Regions from separate parts of the Mus musculus genome. Here region 1 is linked to region 2. A link is a contact called in ENCODE Hi-C or POLR2A ChIA-PET data. All regions are on one chromosome and are shown on one strand. Each heading gives the region's core, a stretch centred on a gene start or an enhancer-like site at or near the end of the contact. The rest is flanking DNA. Distances are from core to core; before and after follow the strand shown. Region 1 holds the start of Zic1 (zinc finger protein of the cerebellum 1). Region 2 holds the start of Rasgrf1 (RAS protein-specific guanine nucleotide-releasing factor 1).

Evidence for each region. Hi-C counts contacts between places; a loop is a spot of excess contacts on that map. ChIA-PET counts read pairs that join two places held with the same protein, here RNA polymerase II (POLR2A).
Region 1: a loop to region 2 is called in a map of ES-E14, with 4 times the contacts of the local background. The contact joins the promoter of Zic1 here to the promoter of Rasgrf1 in region 2. A Hi-C loop is called at or near these places in 1 of 37 maps with a recorded cell type or tissue (ES-E14). POLR2A ChIA-PET finds 5 or more read pairs at or near these places in 1 of 5 experiments (embryonic stem cell).

What each region holds. Positions count from the first base shown.
Region 1 is chr9:91,364,510-91,367,209 of GRCm38, forward strand. It overlaps Zic1 (zinc finger protein of the cerebellum 1), which reads right to left and starts at 1,259. Exons shown (of 3, transcript NM_009573.4): 1 at 1-1,259. The coding sequence starts at 508. It also overlaps a transcript of Zic4 not described here.
Region 2 is chr9:89,908,364-89,911,063 of GRCm38, forward strand. Rasgrf1 (RAS protein-specific guanine nucleotide-releasing factor 1) reads left to right here and starts at 1,412. Exons shown (of 27, transcript NM_011245.2): 1 at 1,412-1,910. The coding sequence starts at 1,635.

The sequences.
Region 1 (2,700 bases), core at 9-2,508, 1.5 Mb after region 2:
CCCCGGAGAAACCTAGCCGCATCTGCCCGTTAACCACGTTGGGCGAAGCGTGGCCAGCCGCCTGCTCGTGAAGCCCAGAAAAAAGGAGGTGGCCCGCGGCGTCCGTATGGCCGTGTGGGCCCCCAAAGCCGCCGGCCGAAGCAGCGAAGAGACTGTGCTGGGCGCTAGCTGCCGCCGCCGCGTCGCCGAAGCCCCGGTTGCGGAACAGAAAGTCCCGGGTAGAATTGAAAGCAGCGCTGGAGTAGGAGCCGACGTGGCCGGGGTGGTGATGGTGGCCCAGGGCCGCAGCAGCGGCGTAGCCCGGAGCCTGCGACGTGAAGGCTGTCTGGCCAGCCGAGGCCAGTTCGTGCGAACTGGGGTTGAGCTTGAAGGCGCCCATGCCGTCGGCGAACGGGTTGATACCCAGGCCCACGTCTCTCTCGGCCACGTCGCCCGCCGAGTGGTGCCGGGATGCACCAAAGGTGGTCACACCAATCGCGGGATACTGGGGTCCGGCGTCCAGGAGCATCGTGGCTGCACGGGGCAAGCCCCGGCCTCCCCCGCCCCCCCCCACCCTCGCCCGCCAAGGAGGGAAGATCAGGAGGAGGAGGAACGGGAGGCGGAGGAAGAGGAGGAAGAAGAGGAGGAGGGAGGGGGAGTCGACCCACCTAACGAAGTCTCAGCCAGCAGGCAACGGCCAGGCGCTAGCCGGCACCCGCCCGGCCAAAGGCAGGCAAGAGAGATGACTGCCGGCCGGTAGAAGGCGGGCTCCAGCGCCAGCCGCTCGAACCGCGCGGGCCGGGCTCTCACTTTCTCGCCGCTCAGTCTCTGCCGAGAGGGCCTCGAATCAAGGCTGCCCGGGGAAAGGCATAGAACATCTCAGCCCCCCAATAAAACTTCTTCCCGGATTTGTGGCATAGAGGAATGTGAACGCCAGAGCCGCCACTGCTCGCCCTGTCTCCTCGCGCAGCGCGCCCCTCCTCACTTCTCCACTAGTCTCAGTCTCTCTCTCTCTCACTCTCTCTCTCTCTCTCTCTCTCTCTCTCTCTCTCTCTCTTCTCTCTCTCTCTCTCTCTCTCTCTCTCTCTCTCTCAGGCTCTCCTCCTCGATCCTTCAACTCTCCCTTTTTCCCCCTCTCTGCTTTTTGAAAAAAAAAAAAAAAGGAGGGGGAGAAAAAAGAAAAGAAAAGGCGCAAATCATGCACAATATTGTCTTTTGCGGTTTATCTTCCTGGGGAGAAACTTTCACCTCCTCAGCCGGGCGGTGAGCGCGAGACTGATAGCAGCAATCATTCCTGCAGATAAATGAATTGAAAGGACGACACCGTCGTCGTCCCCCCCCCCCCCTGATGAATGGGAGCAGGGGGAGGGGTCACGTGCGACCGACGCGGGCGAGGATTGGTGAGGCGGCAATCCCCCCACACACCCCGCCCGGGGCCGCCGCGCCAACGAAGGGCGCGCGGTGGCGCCGCGCGCTGCTCATTGGCCCGCCCGCCTCATCAATCCCAGGTATTGTAAAGCGCTTGACATCCCCTTTTGACTAACAGGGCTGCCAGGAGTAGCAACTTTTTTTTCCCCCCTAGCAAATTTTTTCCCCCTCTTCTCACGGAAGGAAAAAAATGCCACGATTTCTTTTCCCTCTCATCTTCTCTTCTCTTCTCTTCTCTTCTCTTCTCCTCTCCTCTCTCTCTCTCTCTCTCTCTCTCTCTCTCTCTCTCTCTCTCTCTCTCTCTCTCTCTCTCTCTCTCCCTCCTCTCCCTGTCTCTCCCCCTCTCCTTACCTTCCTCCCTCCCTCCCTCATTCCCTCCCTCCCCTTCCTCGCTGCCTCCTACCCCTCCTTCTCTAGGTTTTGCTTCTTGTTCTATGTTCTCCCCCCTCCCCGCCACACACTTTCCTCTCCCTCCTTCTAATGTCCCCCTTTCTCCCCTCCCTCTGTTTCTTTCCCTCCCCACTCCCCTCCCCCCTTGCCTCCCCATCCCTGAGCCACTCTCCTTCAAACCTCTGCAGAGCGTTTAAAGACTGGAGACCCCCGGCGTCTCCGAGAGCAGCAGTTGGGGGGGGACCAGCCGAGAAACACCCCAAAGGCACTTCCAGAATGTCCGGACTCAGCAACTTTCTTTTCTCCCTCCCTCCCCTTCTCCACCCTCCCCCCCCCCCCCCCCCCCCCGGGCAGCAAAGGAAGCTTTTGTTATTTGCTTCTTTTGAAGTTTGCTTCCTTTTTGACGGGCCTCTCTCCTGTTTATAATTTAAGATTCGGGAGCGCGAGGGCAAGCTCTTTCCTAGAAACGTGATTTCTTGGTGTCTTTCACAGCCTCAGTTTTGCAGACTTCCTTCCTGCATGCCCACTCACCCCCAAACACAGGTGGATGGATCTCTTAAACTTTTCCTGGTTCCTGAGGTTTGTCGGATTGGGTTTTGTTTTCTGTTTTTAATGGCAGTTTGGAAACCTTGTTGCCGATCTCCCTCTCCCCTCATTTTTTTTTCCTTTTTTTTCCCCTCCGGTCTGGTCCGTTGTGTGGCTTGCTCCCACCCCCAACTCGCTCACTCTGCCCTCCCATTCCCATCCCAGTCCCTTTCATTCAGGTAAAACTGTAAATTTCCCAACGCGCCATTGTTCCTCTGGATCTCCCAAAGCTCCCTAGAGATCCCGGAATACTTTTTTGGTATTTAAATCCCCGGTAGATAGGACCAATGTAAATTTTGTGACATTCAAACCTTTTCC
Region 2 (2,700 bases), core at 162-2,661:
GGCTTAGCCCTCTGCCCTTTTTCTTTTGATTACCCGAGGAAGAAAAATTAACATCATTTAGGAACACGGGCCTGGGCCACTATGCCCTGAACTGGAATAGCTCCATTCCAGACTATGGTGCATGGTGTGTGTGTGTGTGTGTGTGTGTGTGTGTGTGTGTGTGTGTGTGTGTGTTTCTAAAGGGGGAAGGGCTCTCGCGGTTCTGTGAGGAAAGATGGTGTTGTTTTGTGTGTGTGTGTGTGTGTGTTTTTCTCTCTCCAGAGAGCTGCGAGGACACCCGTCCCGGCTGCAAACTGTCAGCGCCGGGCGCCGTTCCCGGTTTCAACGAGGCCGCTGCCCTCTGCGGCAGACGGCGATGCGCGCTCCCCGCACCAGAACCCGGCTGGCCCGGCAGCCCGCGCGCTCTGCCGGTGCAGCATGCGGGCGCTGTGACGTTCTCGAATAAATGCCGTGTAACTGTGTAGGCGAATTGAAGCTAAAAATAAGAACGGAAAATCTATCATTAAGGTATCATTGCGCCAGCGCAGCTATGTGAAGGCTCCCATGGTCCCAGGCGCCTGTGTTTGAAGCCCGCCTTCAGGCTTCTGGGATATTTGCTGAAAACTCCCACCAGTGGCTTGCCAGCCAGACCTTGGGGTTTATGGGGTGACACCGGTTATTATGGCAATGCTCAAAATGGAGCGGTCACCTCTTCCCACCCAAGTTCACCCCTTTTATTCTCGTGTCGCCGGCGAAGCCGCGAGGAATAGAGAAAAAAAAACAGACTCGAACGGTTATGAACAAACTAGTGCATCCCTTTTACTATCCACCTTCCTCCATCCACCTTGAATTAGAAAAATAAAGTAGGGAAAGAAGGTGAGAGAAAGCTGTAGGAGAGAAAAACGACAAATGGGGCCGACCCTAGGTCTAAGGTGCGCCGCGGCGGGGCGCAAAGAACACAAACTCCGAGGAGGCGAGCCTCCGGGGTGCCATTGGCTTGAACGAAAATTGATCTGATTTGGCTTAGAACACCCGAAGTAGAGAAGAGGAAAACAAGGAGGGAGGGGTAGGCGTGTATGTGTGCGTGTGCGTGCGTGTGTGTGTGTGTGTGTGTGTGTGTGTGTGTGTGTGTATGTGTGTGTTTGCGTGTGTGCGTGTGTTTGCGTGTGTGTGTCCGGGGAGGGGAGGAGGCGCCAAGGTGCAGCCTGCGTGCGGCTCTGCGCCTCGGCGGGGCTGCGTGCGTGTGTCCCTGTCCGCGCTGCTGAAACGGGCTCTTCGAGGGATTGGCGTCATATGACTCCGCCTGCTGCCCCCAGCCCTCGCGCAGACCGCCCTCCCCTCAGTTAGCTGAGGGAGGGTCGTGCAACATCCCCAGGGGCCCCCGCGGCTCTGCGGAGAGAAGAGGTTCCAGCCAGGAAGGGTCCAGCTAGGAGCGAGCACGGCGCCCGATCTCAAAGTGTAGATCTTGAAGGGGGCGGGGTGTGAGAGAGCGAGGGAGGGCGGGGGAGCGAGAGAGAGAGAGAGAGCGCGCGCGAGGGAGAGCGAGGGAGCGATTCAGAGAGCGCCAGAGAACGGCAGAGCGCGCACCGACGAGGGGCATTCGGATGCCTCTCTGAGATGTAAGTGCGTAGCAGTCTCTCAGGCCTTCTAGCATCATGCAGAAAGCCATCCGGCTTAACGATGGCCACGTCGTGACCCTGGGACTGCTGGCACAGAAGGACGGCACGCGCAAAGGCTACCTGAGCAAGAGGAGTGCGGACAACCCAAAATGGCAAACCAAGTGGTTTGCCCTGCTCCAGAACCTGCTTTTCTACTTCGAAAGCGACTCCAGCCCTCGGCCCTCGGGGCTCTACCTGCTCGAGGGAAGTATCTGTAAACGCGCGCCCTCCCCCAAGCGAGGGACCTCCTCCAAGGAGTCCGGCGAGAAACAGGTGAGGGAGCGCCGCGTCCCGACCTCCCGCGCCCCTGCTAAGGCCTTTGAGGGTTCAGGGCCTTCCATCCAGCTTTGGGGACAGAACTTTGACCCTCTCCTCTAAGAATTCAGGGCGTCTCAGCATCTTTCGCGGGAAGGACCGGCTGGACCAAATTGGGAGGGTGACCCTAGTGCGGGCAGAGGAGGCAGGGACTGCGGGTAGGGCGCCGCTACCAGCTGCGACCGCCCTTGGCAGGGTAAACCCCGTAGGAGTGGCGGGGGGGGGGTGTTGGTGGTGGCGGGGACAGGAAGCCTGAAACTTGGAGATAGAGATGAAGATGGGGTCCAAAGGACCTACTCGGGCAAGGAATTTCATCACCGTCCGACTTAAAATGGTGCCCCTAGCCCCATCCCAACCCCCACCCTCACCCCCATCCTTGATAGTCCCCATCTTCTGCCCGAAATGTGAAATTCCTTACACTTAGGCTTGGAAAGGGTGAGACAGACGTCGAAGCGTCGCGGTCCCCTGTCTCACGCAGCTAGGGGAGAATTATAATCTGCGCTAGCCTGGCCGAGTTAGGGAATTGGGGTGGGGGTGGGGGGCTGGGGAGTCGTTATTTTGTGTGATCTAGTGATGATGTGCTTCAGCTGGCTCTGGCCAGGCTAACAAACCCCAGGGTTTACAAACAAACGCTGAAATGCGCGGAGGCCAGGGCCAGGGCTGCTGCGAAGCAGTGGGACAAGTGGGTTCTTCTTTCCTCCCCCGCCCCTTGCGCCGCAGCGGCCGCTGCAGTCGCCGCGGTAGCGCT